Linked DNA regions of Homo sapiens: regions 2 and 3 are each linked to region 1. A link is an interaction called in ENCODE POLR2A ChIA-PET data of the cell type or tissue named here. Cell type or tissue: HepG2. All regions are shown on one strand. Each heading gives the region's core, and the rest is flanking DNA. Links, peaks and the distances in the headings are about the cores only.

What was found. ChIA-PET counts read pairs that join two places held together with the same protein. Peaks named below come from ENCODE experiments on the same cell type or tissue, not always from the same donor. Only the 100,000 strongest peaks of a DNase experiment are listed, where the experiment ranks them.
Region 2: POLR2A ChIA-PET joins it to region 1 with 5 read pairs; 3 of 35 experiments call an interaction of 5 or more read pairs at or near these places.
Region 3: POLR2A ChIA-PET joins it to region 1 with 5 read pairs; 4 of 35 experiments call an interaction of 5 or more read pairs at or near these places.

The regions. Positions count from the first base shown.
Region 1 is chr1:213,974,292-213,979,945 of GRCh38, forward strand. The region is part of intron 1 of PROX1-AS1 (PROX1 antisense RNA 1); the gene reads right to left. Among named protein-coding and RNA genes, the nearest start is that of PROX1-AS1, 9.0 kb to the right of the region's middle. In HepG2, for the core only: no CTCF peak of the experiment used is centred there; DNase peaks (open chromatin) are centred at 2,810 and 3,417.
Region 2 is chr1:213,672,417-213,678,070 of GRCh38, forward strand. It overlaps a transcript of RPS6KC1 not described here. Among named protein-coding and RNA genes, the nearest start is that of LINC00538, 250 kb to the right of the region's middle. In HepG2, for the core only: no CTCF peak of the experiment used is centred there; no DNase peak of the experiment used is centred there.
Region 3 is chr1:213,790,382-213,796,035 of GRCh38, forward strand. It overlaps a transcript of RPS6KC1 not described here. Among named protein-coding and RNA genes, the nearest start is that of LINC00538, 130 kb to the right of the region's middle. In HepG2, for the core only: no CTCF peak of the experiment used is centred there; a DNase peak (open chromatin) is centred at 3,360.

The DNA of each region.
Region 1 (5,654 bases), core at 1,026-5,025:
CAGCTCACTGCAACCTCTGCCTCCCAAGTTCAAGCAATTCTTCTGCTTCAGCCTCCTGAGTAGCTGGGACTATAGGTGTGCACCACTACGCCAGGCTAATTTTTTTGTATTTTTAGTAGAGACAGGGTTTTACCATGTTGGCCAGGCTGGTCTCGAACTCCTGGCCTCAAGTGACCCACCCACCTCAGCCTCCCAAAGTGCTGGGATTACATATTATAGACGAAAACATTACAAGATTACATATACAAAGAAAATATACTATACATGAATCCAACAGATAGAGTATGATCATGCCCATTAACAAGAATTCTAGAGTCCTTATCCTTTCCCTTATCTCCACCCATTACAGTGTTCCTTTAAAGAATGGTTTATCTGGTAAATTGAATATTTGTTTTATTTTCAAAATTAAAGATGCCAAATTGTACCATTGCATAAAGGGAGAAAAGGGAATCATGAAGACATTTATAAGACTATTCATGAGTCATGGGTCTATGCACAAGCCTAGAGGACATGCAGTTGAGGAGCATGTAGGAAAGAAACTGTTCACTGCCAACTGTTCTCCTAAGAAGAATATGAGAGGTAATGCTTTTTAAACTTGAAATATACTTCTCGGGAATATGTAACACAGACATACAAAAGGTGAAATACTACAAACTAACCACTCTACAGAAATTGTCATCTCCCAGATGAGATTACTACACTAGACACAACATGTTTATTGGCTCACAAAAGACATGTCACCTAACAATTCATAGTAGGGAGTCTGAGGAAAATAACTCACCCATTGTGAAGTCAATGTTCAGATCAATATCCCTTGGGGAGAAAAATATTGCTCATTGATAGAGATTGATTTTTCTTTTCCTTAAGAAAACTCCTGAGGGGTAAACAATATTCTTTTTTTCATAGTGAATGTAACTAAACAAGGCAATGTCAAGGTCTACATTTTCCTAGCCTCATTAGCATGATACTCAAAAATCATGAGTGTAATTATACATGCCTTTTGACCTACTGAAAAATAGATACCAGTTCAATTTTTTTAAATTTCTTTTTAATATCCAAGCAATGGGACTTCAAAGACAACTTGATGTATGTTCTCTGCTTTACTAAACAGCACTATTATAAGTGAGATGCTTTTTGGTACTTTAAGACAATTTTAAAAATTATGTATAAACTAAAAAAAACTGGATCTTATATTTTTTAACCTATGAATTTTGAAAATGTTCTTCCTGCCTTCACCTTACTTTTCCACTCCCATTTGTGCCCCTAAACAATTAAAAAGCATACAGAAGCCTTGGATCTTACATTTTCCAAAGGCCTTCACAAAAGCAAGATGTTTTCATGGGCAGATGGAAAAGAAGGCTGAATGAATTCATTTTATATTTAGCATGTTGGTTCAGACTGGTGAATATTTAGATTTATTTACAAGTCTACAGTAGATTATAGTGTTCAATACATAGACTGTCTTCTTAGGCCACATGTGTGACCAAAAGAAATCTTGCCTTCTACCCTTTGAAACTCAAAAGTTGCATAAGAAAGGACAGATGGATGATTTGGGGAAAAAAGAAATGTCATTCAATTAATGTTTGTTGAAAAGGGTGTCACAGATCATTGGCAGAATTTCCACTCATTGGCAACTCCCCGAAGCAGCCAAAGATTAATTGAACACCCAGACTACTGGGTTCTATGAGGAGAGGAGAACAACAGTGTGTTGGTGATTACAGAGGCTGAGATGTGGAACCAACAGAAGTATAGCTGAATGAACCATCTTCCACATGCAGGAAGAGTGCCCCCACAGCCAAACGATCTTTGTTCTTTAGTCCTGGGATAGAGATGGATTCATATCATACCACACTCTTGTACTCTATTTCTCTTTCTAAAAGAATGTCTTTTTCAAGTGATTTAAACATAAGATTAGGAGCAAAGTTCATTGATTGTCATAGGGTCATGACCTACAACTTGACCTTAGGAAACACTTAAACCACACTGATTATACAGATTTTTCTCATCTAATGGTATAATATCTATAACTACATGCATCTGGTAACATACTAAATGCTGTCTAGAACAACAAAGCAAAGCAAACCAAAAGCCCACAATTTAAATTAAAAAAAAAAAAAGATCTAAGCCCACCTTCGTAAACATGTGCTTCTGTAAGAAGTTAAAAAAAAAAAAAAAGAAAGAAAAGGAAAAGAAAAAAGATCCACCAGAAGTACCAAAATCAAATATTTATTAGTCTTTTAATTTTCTACTTATTTGAAATTCAAAAATAATTTTCATGCTTTGATAGGAATGTGCGGTTGTTTATCATTTCAAAAGCACTTCTCCTTTTATCACGAATCGAAGAAGAACTAACATTGAGAAACAAGGAACCAGAATATTTAGAGATGCTGGGAATAAACTACAAACTAACATGGTCAAGGGAGAGAAAATATGATCCTCTCAGAAGAATAATGTAACAACAATCAGAGCACATCTGGGATTTGATTCAAACCAACCTGGAACCAGATTGGATCTCCAAGCTGTTCTGTGTATACACACACACACACACACACACACACACAGACACACACGCTGAGATTTCCAAAAGTGAAATTTCCAGAAGTTATCCTACAGAGTTAACCCCAGAAAGGACTTCACTGGCAGACACAGGCATAACTTTACTCCTTTTGTGATGACCCATGAGTGGGGTCTATGGCAGTCTGAATAGATGGGCCTTTCTGTTGAAAGATTCTGCCTAATCCTTCCCACCAAAGCAGGGTTCTAAAGGTGTCAGCAGGATTTGGCTGACTGGATCGTTAATGGAGCTATGGTTAATTATTGACTGATTAGGGATTTACCTTATCTTTCCGTCAGGAGCTGGCTCAAGACTTAACGGTAAGCAATTTAGAGCCAGGGTGAACCTACACACATGCCTTTTTCTTCTTTTCCTTTGGGTCACTTTAGCTTGCCCCTCCCCATAATTCACATTCAGGACAGAATGGCCAGTCCTTACAAGGCGTGGGAGTCCTCAAGAGCACCGAAAATGAGAGGGGCCAGGTCCACGTGACAAGTGTCCAGAGACAGAGGCTTAGAGAAATGTGCCTTTTGCAAAACAGTGTTTATGTGTAAAGGTTTTCCAGTTAAGTCCCTGGGAGAAAAAAAAAAAAAAGCACTTGCTTTTTGTCTCTAAAAGGTCTGGTGATGCCCGTGGGTGAGAATCCACCCCGCACTCCCCAAGGCCCCTTGGCAAAGCCAGGGAATGAGTACAGGCAGCTCAGGCCCAGCTGCCCCAGATAAGAGGTGGCCCGTGTTAATGCACAGGCTTCCTCTGCACCTCAGCAGGGCCTTCCTTTTCTAAACAGTCTCCCTTTAATGTTGGCGAATGTTGTTTTTCCATTGACTCAACATCTCGCCTGGTGGTAAGCCAGTGAGGAAAGTTGCAGCGGGGGAGGGGGAAAGTGGGAGAGAGTGATGCCAAAGCAAAAGAGCGGGACGGTCAGCCAGGTTTCCAAACAAGCTAGACACCTGCTTTGGAAAGACAGTGACCAAGCCTAGACTTCTGGCTTCCTCTTCACTTTGATCAGCCTTTTGTTCCCTGCGGGTCTGTGATGGGCTCCCTGCCCCTCCCCTCACCACTGCCCCCTTCACTGGGAGCTACTTCAACTTAGAAACCATCAAAAATTCATAGCTTTTCTCTATGAATGTAACTGTCTTATCTGAAGAAAAGGGAAAACAGTTATTGGAATGCATGAAAGAAGAGAAAGGAATTCTAAGGAAGAGAAGATGGAAGGAAAGTAAGTGAGAAGAGGAAAATTGGAGAGAAAAATAAAGAAAGGGGAAAAGAGAATAGAGGAATAGAAATTAAAGGCAAAAAGAAAAGAATAAAAGGATAGAACAAAAAATAAAGAAAAGGGAGGAGGGCAAAGGAGAAGGACGGCAGAAAAGTGAAATCCAAAAAGGGAGCTTTTCTCCCAGAAGCTCAGTTTCTCAAGCCACAGGACCGTTCCGGGGCTGAGTATGAAGAACAAGGGCTTCTCTGGGCTACCCCAGGTCAAGGGGCATTTTCAAAACCAAATCTTGATTAGAGCCAGCTAAATGTTTTGACTTGAAGGAGACACTGAGGATTATAAAGCAAAATAGAGCAGCATGAGTAAGAAAGAAACAGGAAAAGAAAGAAAATTTTTTTACAAAAACTCATGGGGACACAAAGGGAATGATAGAAAACACTTCTGAATCAGCTAGTCATCTACTAACAAGCTGTAAAGATCTCCAATGACAAGTTGTCACATTAGTTTAGTGAAACTGAAGCAGTACTTATCCCCTTTCCTGTGCTTAATCTCTCCCTGCGTGCCACAAAAACATGCTACCACGTTTAATAGGATTAGTTTCGTTCACTTTCTCCCCCCACCCCTTTTATTTTTTACAATTCTATTTTCAGCAATACAGGGATCCTTGAATTCATCGACTTCCTGTGGTGCACAGTAAACCTGGCATACATGATTTTTACCCTTTAAATACTTTATTTTGAATGTGAAAAATGTAATTTATTTCCTATCTTCCCCCCAATAGCCATAGCTTGGGGTGTGGGGGCAGGTGTTGATGGTAAAAGGGTCAAGACAAAAACAGGGTTATGGAAAAGGGCTGACACAGCCCAATCCCTGCAGAAGCTACTGCCCTAAGCGAAATTGCTCTAGCTCAGACTACAGGCAGACCCGGATTCCAATTCTGGCTGTGCCACTTACTGGCCTTGCGGCCTTGAGCAAGTGGTGAAGCCTTCCCCAGTCTCAGTTCCCTCATTCAAACATGGCGATAATTCATCTCTTGGCTGTTGGGAGAATTACGCATACTATACTTTATTTCCTCACTTCTAAGATTCACTTTTTCTCATATCTTATGTTCCTAAAATCAGTGTCTCACAATCCATTGTGCATTTAAGATCCTCGTATTTTCCTTTTCTCCTAAAGGCCATCTTTAAATGGTGTGTCTTATAATCTACGACATTTTGGAATCAAGAAACGGGAATTTTGGGGTGTAAAGCACCTGTCCCAGTCCTGAGGCGTAGCAGTGCTCAGCAAGTGCTGGGAGTATCCATCGCCGCCCATTTTCACTATGCCTGCTGACTCCTTGCCGCATTCCCACGGAAAGATCACTTTGGAATAGGAGAGAAGAAGGTGTTGACACTTTTGCCCCTCGTCCAGATCCTTCTAGACTAGAGTTTCTAATTGAGGTTTCCGAGATCTGCCTAAATCAAACACCGATCATAACTGCCCATATTGGGTCAGAACCAAAATCCTTCGGTCCACTCTGCTCCCTCAAAGGGTCACCAACTGTCGTGCTTAGCAGTGTCTTGCAAACAGTAATTATCCGATGAATTGAATTATTCTGTTTTCTTTGAGTCCACTTTGGGTTAAGCACCCCCTCCCGCTCTCCCCAGCACCGCCATCAGAAGATTAGCAATGGAGAGAGAAGGGGATGAACTCGCCTGATGGTGGTGGGAAAAGGACGGTGGGGCAGGGAACAGGGACCCAGAGGAGTGAAAGGAGCAGCAGGGCCTAGGGAGGGGACGGAGGAAGATGGAGCTGGGAGGAAGTAGGAAGCTAGCGTGAGGGGCGCTGTCGAGGCGCTGAAGGGGGGCACACACCGAGGCGCAGCCCGCACCCCCAGTAGGCTGAGAG
Region 2 (5,654 bases), core at 1,008-5,007, 300 kb before region 1:
ACTGGAAAATCTTAATTGCCAAGTTCAAATCTTTACCATAGAGGACCTGTTTGCTGAAAGTGAGACAGTGAAAATGCCATTCTACTTCAGATGTTAGATTATCTTAGCCTCTGTGATTCCATGCACCTTTGGCCTTCCTGCTATGTCTCTTATTACCCCTTTATCTCCTCTGTGGGGACCTCTTCTATGCACTCATAAAATTCATCATTCTAGAGTTTTACTCTACACTCTTTTATCATCTAGCCTTATCCACTCTGAGTGTTTCAACTCCCACATATAAACTAATAATTTTCAAATCATTATTTTCGGTCCAGAGCTTTCCCCTGAGCTTCACACTTGCATAACCAACAGTGGGCTAGATGTTTTTACCTGGATGGACCATTCAGCATATCCAATACTAAACTCGTCATCTCATCCCTGTACGTTTTCTTCACCATTTCCAATCTCAGTTGCTGGCATTTCCATCCATCTCAGGTTCCCATCAGGCCAGAAACCTGAGAAACATCTCCCTCCACCCAAGTGCCTCCAGTTGTACCTTATAAGAAAAATTATCAAAATCTGTCCCATCTTCACTATCTTTCCTACCCCAAACTCTGGGAAAAGAGATAGAGTTCTACATGGGAGGGCTTTTGAGGCTCCACGCTAAGAATATGTCATAGACCTGAAGCTACTAAGACCGAAGTTTCCATGTGACTCTGATTTAGAGCCTCTGAGCAGGGTGGACAGCAACTGGGATTCATACAGATCCATAAACATGGATCAGCAGCTCAGTGAGATGTCCCACACTATTATTCCCAATGGAAACAATTTCTTCTACTTCCCAGCTGTCAGGAGATAAGCTGGAATAAGTCAGGAGTAGTTAAGTTGTCTCTGGATAACACACAATCAGATATTCTAAAAGACAGTGGATTCAATTGCTTCTCCAAGGAACTGCCTAGACTTTCACTGTTGGTAAACCTAATCAGGGCTGAAGAGAAAAAAGAGGTGAATTTGTCAGCCAGATGTACAGAACTCAGGTTAGAGATACTGCAGTGGACGTTAGCAGCTGGAAGTGATGATGGTTTCACTCCACAACTTGAAGACACATCCCTGACAGGTGTGATCCCAGAGCATGAAATAAGTGTTCCCTGATCAAGGTCAGGAACTCCTACAAGCACTATCTATAGAAATTCTGAGGCCACAGTGCCTATCCCAAGACCAGATATAGGGCCTCAAAGAGAGAGAAGTACTTTTTAGTACTAAGGGAAATTTTCTGCCTGTATTATGTGGTTTCAGAATGTCCTGGAAAACCTTCTCCCTCTTAAGCCTATAGCTCCATTAGAATAGCCCTCTACCATTTAGTGTGAATTGGGTTTGTTTTTTTCCTTTCTTCAATCTTATCCCTTTCTTTTAAAAAATAATTATTCTTTCTTTTTTAGTCATTTCAATTTGTCTTTTTGATTCAGGGGGTACATGTATAGGTTTGTTACATTGGTATATTGCATGATGCTGAGGTTTGAGATATGAGTGATCCCATCTCTTAAATAGGGAGCATAGTACCCAGTAGTTTTTCAACTCTTGACCCTTTCTCTCCCTACCCCTTCTGGCAGCCCCCAGTGTCTATTGTACCATTTTTTTTTTGAGACAGAGTCTCGCTATGTTGCCCAGGTTGGAGTGCAGTGGCATGATCTCAGCTCACTGCAACCTTGGCTTCCTAGGGTCAAGTGATTCTCTTACCTCAGTCTCCCGAGTAGCTGGGACTACAGGTACATGCCACCACGCCTGGCTACTTTTTGTATTTTTAGTGGAGACAGGGTTTTGCCATGTTGGCCAGACTGGTCTTGAACTCCTAATCTCAGGTGGTCCACCCACCTCAGCCTCCCAAAGTCCTAGGATTACAGGCATGAGCCACTGCACCTGGCTTGTACCATCTTTATGTTTATGAGTACCCAATGTTTAGCTCCCACTTTTAAGTGAGAATATATAGTGTTTGGTGTTCTGTTCCTATATTAGTGTGCTTAGGATAATGGCCTTAGGATAATGACTCCATCCATGTTGATGCAGAGGACATGATTTTATTCTTTTTATGGCTATGTAGTATTCCATTGTGTATATATACACCACATTTTCTTATCCAATCCACTACTGATGAATGGCATCTAGGTTGATTCCATGACTTCGCTATTGTAAATAGTGCTGTGATGAACATACAAATGCCTGTGTCTTTTTGGTAGAACAGTTTATTTTCTTTTGGATATAAACCCAGTAATGGGATTGCTGGGTTGAATGGTAGTTATATTTTACTTCTCCAGACTGTTTTCCCCAGGGGCTGAACTAATTTACATTCCCACCAACAGTGCATAAGCATTCCCTTTTTCTCTGAAGGCTTGCCAGCATCTGCTTTATCTTTTTTTTAACTTTTTAATAATAGCCATTCAGACTGGTATAAGATGGTATCTCATTGTGGTTCTGATTTTCATTTCTCTGATGATTTGTGATGTGAGGCATCTTTTCATGTTTGTTAGCCACTTGTATGTCTTCTTTTGAGAAGTGTCTGTTCGTGTCCTTTGCCCATTTTTTAATGGGGTTTCCTGTTTTTTGCTTGCTGAATTGTTTAAGTTCCTTATAGATTCTGGGTATTAGACCTTTGTTGGTTGCATTGTTTGCAAATATTTTCTCTCATTCTGCAGGTTGTCTGTCTACTCTGTTGATAGTTACTTTCTTTGGCTGAGCAGAAGCTCTTAAAATCTTTAAGCTCTTTAGGTTCCACTTGTCAATATTTGGTTTTGTTGCAATTGCTTTTGAGAACTTAGTCATAAATTCTTTCCAAAGGCCAATGCAAAGACTTTCTCTTAGCACCTGTCACATGCTGCTCTAATTGTTGGTTATCATTCTGTCTCCTAGCTAGTAGAGCCCTTGGAGTCCTCGGGAGGCTACTAGTCATTCATCTTTGTGTCCAGAATGGTGTTTCTTAGGTTTTCTTCTAGGATTCTTATAGTTTGAAGTCTTACATTTAAACCTTTAATCCAACTTGAGTTAATTTTGGCATGTATATGGCAAAAGGTAGGGGTCCAGTGTTATTCTTTCGCATATGGCTAGCCAGCTATCCCAGCCCCATTGCTTATTTTTGTTGGTCTTACCCCTTTCTAAGGTATCCTGCATACTGCTCTTAGAGTGGTCTTTCTAAATTATATGTCTAGGCTGGGCATGGTGGCTCACACCTGTAATCCCAGCACTTTGGGAGGCTGAGGCAGGAAGATCACCTGAGCTCAGGAGTTAGACACCAGTCTGACCAACATGGTGAAACCCTTTCTCTACTAAAAATGCAAAAATTAGCTGAGTATGGTGGTGGGCACCTGTAATCCCAGCTACTTGGGAGGCTGAGGCAGGAGAATCACTTGAACCCAGGAGGCGGAGGTGGTAGTGAGCCAAGATGGCACCACTGCACTCCAGCCTGGGAAACAGAGCAAGACTCTGTCTGAAAGAATTTTTTTTAAAAAAGTATACATCTAATATCATATTCTTCTCTAAGGCCTTTCACTGATTTCCTTTACCTTTCAGATAAAGTTCTAACTCAGCTAAACCTATTACATCCTTTGTGATCTGACTTCTACCTTCCCCTGTAGCTTGCTTTCCACTTCCCTTCCTCTGGAATTCTTACTCCAGCTATATTGAAACACATGCAGTTCCCTGAGAAGAACGTGCATGTCTGGGTTTCTATACCTTTACACGTGTTGTTCTCTCTTGCTGTAACAAATTTCTTCTTGCTAATGTCAAAAATCAGCTTTGGTATCTCTCTTTACTCTCTCAGCTGGCAAGCTCTGTGTCCCCAAAACACCAAGGCCCCTTCTCTTCACACCTGTCACATGCTGCTCTAACTGTGGCTTATCATTCTGTCTCCCAGCTAGTAGAGCCCTTGGGGTCCTTTAAAGGCTCCTAGTCATGCATCTTTGTGTCCCAATGCTTAGGAGAGTATCTGTCATATAGGAGATGCTCAACAAATGTCTCACAGCAAGCTTTGTCTGAGGAATGGAGAAAAAAGAAAGAAACTGCATACGTGGGAGGAGAAGTCCCGTGTCAGACGGAAGGAGAGGATGTCTTCTGAGAATGTTTTGCTTTATAGTTGAGTTGGGAGTTGAACTCTAATTCAGCAATGGACAGATGACTATATACTCCCCGGCCCCATTGGCTTCAGGTACCCTCAGTCAGCTGTTCACATTGCACCAAGTTACCTCTTCATTGCCCAGCCTTCCATTTCACTTTGCACTTTTGAATGAGGGCAACAAATTTGACCCTGTGGAGCTACGTTTAAAAGTGGAACTAAAAATGGGGGCATGCCCCTTCTCCAACCAGACTTCTTTTCTGTATACCCCATCCTACCTCCTTGTATACCTGCTCACTTCTCTGAGATCAAGTTTTAAAATGCATCAATAAAATGTCCCCCAACCTAAGTTGATTCTTCTGCTGATACACAGTGGCAGCTTTTAAATACAGGAGGCTCCAGTTGTCACTTTCAATCATAGGCTCTGCTGAGGGAGACTTAGGACTTAATCATCTTAAGAAAACAAACAGAGGCCCTCTGCTGAGGAGCAGCATGCTGACAGATAGATAGATAGGAGAGAGGACAGAAATTGGCATGCCCAGGATCCTTCCTGTGATCCATACGATGCAGTTCCAGCACTTACAGACCAGGTCCCAGAGAATGAAAATGACAACTCGACATGCCCCTTATCCTTTCCAATTAGCATCTAGTTCATGTTCTTTCTCTCTTGCCTTCTCCATCCCTAAGAGCATCTGGCCCTTTTAAAGGAACAAGGTCTCTTGTTATTCCCCATTCAACTCTCACTCCTCACCTGAACTGGTACCAGACCATCAAAACTTAGAATGTGACAGCTGAAAAGATCTAGTCCACAAGAGGTCTAGTCTAGTATCATCATTTTACAAGTGTGGAAGAGAGTTCAGCTCGGGAGATCCATTTATAAATGGTCAGATAGACTAGAGTTGAACCCAGATCTGCCAATTACCAGCCCAGTTCTCTTCAGCTTCTCAAATGGCTACATATTAGCATCATCTGGGGATCTTAAGAAGAAGAATAAAAGTAAAATTAAAACACTTGTGCCCAGACCCCAGGCATCAGTAGATTTTAGGAACTCCCCATGTGGCATTAATGTAAACCCGGAGTTCAGAAAAACTGAATGCACCCAATTTCTTTCCAGACTCTGTTCAGATTCACTGGGCATTGTATGTGGGGGGAGATGTAATTAGGGAGAAGAATGCTGGGTTGTTGTATATTGAGAAGCAGAAATGAACTCTGTAAGATCTTTTGGCCAGGCTGGGTGTGGTGGCTCATACCTGTAATCCCAGCACTTTGGGAGGCTGAGGTGGGTGGATCACGAGATCAGGAGTTCGAGACCAGCCTGGCCAAGATGGTGGAACCTTGTATCTACTAAAAATACAAAAAATAGCTGGGCATGGTGGTGGGCACCTGTAATCCCAGCTACTCGGGAGGCTGAGGCAGGAGAATTGCTTGAACCCGGGAGGCAGAGGTTGCAGTGAGCCAAGATTATGCCACTGCACTCCAGCCGGGGCGACACAGCAGGACTCTGTCTCAAAAAAAAAAAAAAGATATTTTGGCCAGACCAGAGATCCCTAACGAGGAATGTTTAATTCCCTCT
Region 3 (5,654 bases), core at 1,008-5,007, 180 kb before region 1:
AGGGCATAAGAAGACAGAGTTAGAGGCACAATGGAGTACACATAGTCCTTGTTCTTAGGGAACATGCAGTCAGAAAAAACTATGGTATTTTGTGTGCAACAGGAAATGTTAAATTTAGAAGAGTTGTCAACATCTGTCCAGGTAAAAAGAAGAAGGAAAGAAAGAAGTACTTCATAATTCCATAACTATTTTGAGAGGGAGAGGCATTGGGGACTGGGGGAAGAGAAAGAGAGAGAAAAAGAAGAAAGAGAGAAAACGTTTTGCCGTATCATCCACTATCCAGGGCTCATCCATGAAACACAAATACCCTGCCATCCAGAGAACAGAGAGCTGTGAAGAGTGGCTTCTGAGTCACCATCACTGAAGTGGAAATATTTGTACAAGTTCAAAGGCACCAGAGACCTTGGCAATCATGTGCCCTAGTGAATGTCAAGACATAAGGTGACATCAATACAAACTGACAAACCTGAGGAGTATCTTCTATTTGGAATAAGGAAGCTCTGGGGATAAATCAAGCCTCATTCCTTCTTTTAAATAGTGTTTTCATCCGGGTGTGTCTCCAACCCCATGGCCCATGATGACACATCATCTGTCTAATTTAACACATTGTGAGCTCTGCAAAGATTAGGATCCCTCAGTAGGGAAAGTCAAGGACTTGAAGAACCATGGTAGCAAATCTATGAAATATAAGAATCTGGGTAGGACAATGTTACACCTATTCAATAATCCTGGGAATACTTGGCTCATTGTCTTTCATAGAAGCATGAAGTAGATTTTCAGGACAAAAGAAAAAAAAAAGACTAAATGAAAGCCAGAACTAGAAATTCTAAGAAGTGATATAGGCTGAGAATATAAGTAAATAGGAAAATAGTTTGAATAACTCTTATAGAATTTTTTTAAAGGGAAGTTAGGGTAGTCAGCCTTATGTTCCTCACCTATAAAGGGAAGATCTCGAGCAGAAAAGTGACATAATTCTTTGCTAACAAACTCGTTGTATTCCAGACACCAACAAAACATTAGTTTCAATGATTTACAGTAAATCTAACAAACATATGCAAGTATGTTTGTTAATACCTGTGCTAGGTACTATTTCTAAACAGCCATTAGTCTGTTCCAATGGGAGAAATTTCTTCTATTCTCATGGGAATTTCAATAGCCTGATCCATTCAGTAATGAAAATATAAGACTGCAAAAGAAACAAGGTGGGAGGTAAAGAGGGAGGAAGGAATAGTGTTAGGGATTCCTGCTGTCCTAATTTACCTGGAAATGAAATTATTACTGTAAGTTTGTGACAGTATTTCACTTTTATGAATTGCTTTATGATTATAAACTTACTCTAGCTTCATAACATCCCTATGAGGTTTGATGGCAGACGTATAACCCCATCTCACAGAGGAGTCAGACCAAGAGTAGTTAGTTATTCTCAAGGTTACCTAATGAATGATGTTCAAGTCAGGTCCCAGTCTCCACTTGCTTGTTGGCATTACCTACCGAACTGTCGGCCAACCCTGACGTTAATACCTCCCTGTGCACAGGATCCAAGATGGCTCTGCTGTCTAATAACTGCACATAGTACGCCATGTTCAGGCAAAGTGCAGTGGCATTTTGATGGACCTATGAGACGCATTGAAGCTATTAGGAACAGTTGAGAGATCACAGGCAAGATCACCTGTTTTGGCCACTAACTCTTCAATTCCCCAATACTGTGCCCCTGGCCCTCCCACCCTTTCCTCCTGCTCTACCGCCCATGGTGCATCTCAAAGAACATTCACACATACAAAAGAGAATCACAGAGCCGTATGAAGAAGGCTCAGGCAAGTCCAAAACTCCAGGGTATGTAACTGTTTTGAACATGCACTTTTGATAGTCTCTCCAGTTTAATTGGAAGAGTGCGATTTAGAAGCAAGCAAAGTCATGTGAACATAGCACTGGAGCTCAAAATGAGTATGGACCTTCTCTCTATTCCTTCTCTTCCTGTCGGTCACTGTCACCTGGTCTACAGGCAGGCCAGCTCTCATCTCAGCTGGCCAGCTCTACCTGAAGTATAAGTAAGTCTGACAAAAACCCAGGTTAAAGCTTCAAATGCAAGTTTACCTTCCCAGAGCTCTCCCTCCTCCTTTTAAATTGAGACATTTGTTTAAACCCAATTCTTCCCTCAAATGGATAGAGACACTATGGGCTCTTAATCGGATGCTAGGAAAATGACAGTATTCTGTGGACTTATAGATTATGGAATTTTCTCTCCCACAATTACATGGGCGAGTGGCATAAGAAATAATGAAAAATGCATATGAATGGTATAGCACAGTACTCACTGAGAACAAAGAGACAAAGTCCAGAGTTAATACTGTAAAGCATTACTTTCAACTTATAGATAGCCTAAAAGAACAACATTTTCACAGCAACTCGGAGGTTCATTTGGGACTGACTTAAGGAACCCCCACCCCACCAACAACCACCCCCACCCTTCACACAAAGGTCACCTGGCCTCTGCCACCTCAGCACTCCCGATATTTTTGCATCCTGAACAGCCAGCCCCACTGTCTGACCAGGTAGCAGTCTTATCACTATGCCCTTAATGGACTTGGTTGTCATTTGTTGATGAGAAATAAAATAGCAAAAACAACAGCATATAAAGAAACAAAGTTTTCCCCAGAGAGCAGATGGGATTCCACCAGGACCCCCAGTCTCCATATAATCTCTCCCTCCTCCAAGAGAGATCAATTCCCAATCTCTTCCCAGGGAATTACAGGTTCGGTCGTGACATTGGTGAGCCTTTTAGAATGGCATGCCCAAGGTAGTAATTTTGTAATCTACCGCAGCTGAAGTAAGTATAGACCTGGGCTTGCTCCAGCCTCCTTCTCTCTCCTCCATCCAGCACTGGGTCCTCACGTAGGTGAAAATACTTTGCATGTAAACAAACTCCTCTCAAAGACACCTCAACCTTGACATTTCTTTCTCCTTTTCCAAACTTGCTTCCTTTTAAAACACCTCGCGACTGCCGTGCTCCCACATGAGGCCCAATTATCAGAATAATAATTAACAGGCTCTCATTATTTAGGATCAAACAATGCCCCCTTAATGAAGCAAGCCAAGAATAGCCAATGTAATCCCTTAAAACAGGGCGTGAGTTTTCCTTACACCTTGGGGCGTCTAATCCACTGAAACCATTAGGCACCGAGCTGCCCATAACGGCCTGGATAACATTGAGTCAAGGACAGTTAATGGATGCCAGAGCACAGACCAAAGTGCTCCAAGCATGTCAGTCAAGACTAACCGGAGGCAAAAACATCAAAATGCAGGTTGGAGTTTTGACATTCCTGCAGGCTCTGAACGCCTCGCCAGTAAATTTTTAAAGTCAATATCCCCCTTATGCTCATGAACACTTTTCTGTCTGATGAGTAGGACTAATGTGGATCTGATTGAACTGTGACTAAAGTAGGACTTTAAAGGCAGCTTTGAATGTGTGTAGGGCGGAAAGGGTTTTTTTGTGTGTGTGTTTTGTGTGTGTGTGTTTTCTTTTTTTTCCCCAGAAATGTCTGTGATAATAACGAAGACAGTGTACACAGATTATCACAGGCTGTGTCTTTCGACTTCAAGGTTATGTGATTAGAAAATTAGAAAAGCGACGAGATTAGAAAAACCGCAGAACATTTTGAAAGAAAGCTTTTTTACAAATTATCTGTGTGCTGGATTTACACAGAATCTGATAGATGGATCTTCTAATGTTTGGAAATGGATAAATGCAACAATGCAAATAGGAAGAACTGGCTTTGGAGCCTACTCCTGGCAGAAGTTCAAAACCCATATTAAGTATTCTAATTCACTCAAAGTCTGTTACTTATATTTTTTTAAAAATTGCCCCATGCATACAAAAACAAAATATAACCATTCTATAAACATAAAGGTAGAAACAACAATGAGACTGTTGTTTCTCATAATGTGTGACTTTCCCCCAGATTTGGAATAAAACCTTCTCCTCTCTGCCCTTTCTCTTCTCAGATGCTGAGAATGCTAATTAGAAGACAGGTATCAGGAAGCCCACACAGAGACGGTTTTGGGATTTTGTCAGCACTGGGCAAGTGGCTTAAGGTGAGATAGCCATTCTGGAGTCACAGCCTTACTCCTCCTTTAATGAAGGGAAAAAATAAATTTTCCTGTATCAAAACCTAGACTGGTCTAAATAAAAATTCCATTAAAAAATCACTCCATTTGCATGTCTGATGACAAGGATGGATTTCTAAAAATGTATAAGCAGAAAGATCTGTTAGTAAAAACAAAGGTGTAGAGGCTCACCTGTGTCTGATGAGAGCTTCCCAGGGCCCTTTCAGCACATGGAAGACGGAGTATTATTGTCTTGCCCGGGGAGAATAGCTCTATAAGCCCCAAAGTGCCCACATCCATGTTTAAAGGCATAAGTGACAGTCAAGCCATAGTGACCTTTAACCTATTTAATTGGAAGCTTTAGTAGACAGCATCTTGACATTTTTAGGACTTAACTCATTGCCAGTTGATTTAGGCCTCCCAAATGTTAAAATATAAATAGATCATAAATGCACGTCTAGGTCAGACTTGAATCTTCCAGACCTCTAAAGGTGATGTCAGCAAGATTTCACAATAAGGACTTCCCATTTAAGTTTAGGGATGCCCCAAAGCACATGAGTTGTCCTTAGTAGCTGATGTGTTAAATTGATTAGTTGGACCATCATCTAAATTTCTGTGCTTATTTTGATATTCAACTCAATATATGTGTGTATGTTTTAGCTACCATCTACCTATTGATTTCTCTGTATATCTATCCATCCTGTACTCAGTTGATCACAATATTTGCATAATTCAAAGCTGTAAGAGTTTATTGAACATCTACCCTATGCCAGCTTTGTTAGACATTCTGGAATAGGACTTTGTAACCTAGGGCTGTGGAATTCTTCTGAGAGGTCTATGAACAGAGTTCAGGGTGTGAATCCACTGTGTCTGTGTGCAAAATTTTGTATATTTATGTTCCTTTTGCTACAGAAAAGCCCATAGCCTTCATAGCATTGTGGGGAGTTACATATGTCAGGATCTAAATGAATAGATGCTTTCTCTATAGTATGTGCTTGGGAAACGATGCTTTAGTGTGAGAGTGTCACAGATTTTTAAAAAATTATTACTGAACATTAGCTAATTTTGTCCTGGAAAATAGGTAATTCAAAGGTGAATTTCTGGCTCCAACAAAATCACTCCAAAAGTGATTTAGTTGTTTCCATGGTTTTATTCTGTTGTTTCTGTTTCGTTTTATTTTTTTGAGGAGAACCTTGCTCAGACCCTGGAATAGTAGAGTATCCACATCTCCCCCAAACGTCCACCATGAAAATTCCTTTTCTCATTTTACTCCTCCCCTACCTTTATTTTTCTCTTCTTACTCTTGTGCTTATGCCCCAAATTCTCTGCCCCGCTGGTTTCGTCTCTTAGCTTCTCTCGTTCTCTCTCAGTTCTTTTCCTGTGCCCTTGGCTGCAAACCTGCTCTGTAATTCACAACAGAGCAGCTGTCATTGGCTGGGAGAGCCAGGCTCCTTGGTTTTAGACAGCCCTGGAACAAGGCAGTGACTTTGGTCTCTGGGTTCCTCAATAGACTGTACAACAAAGCCGTGGTGAAAGAAGGTGTCTTCTAA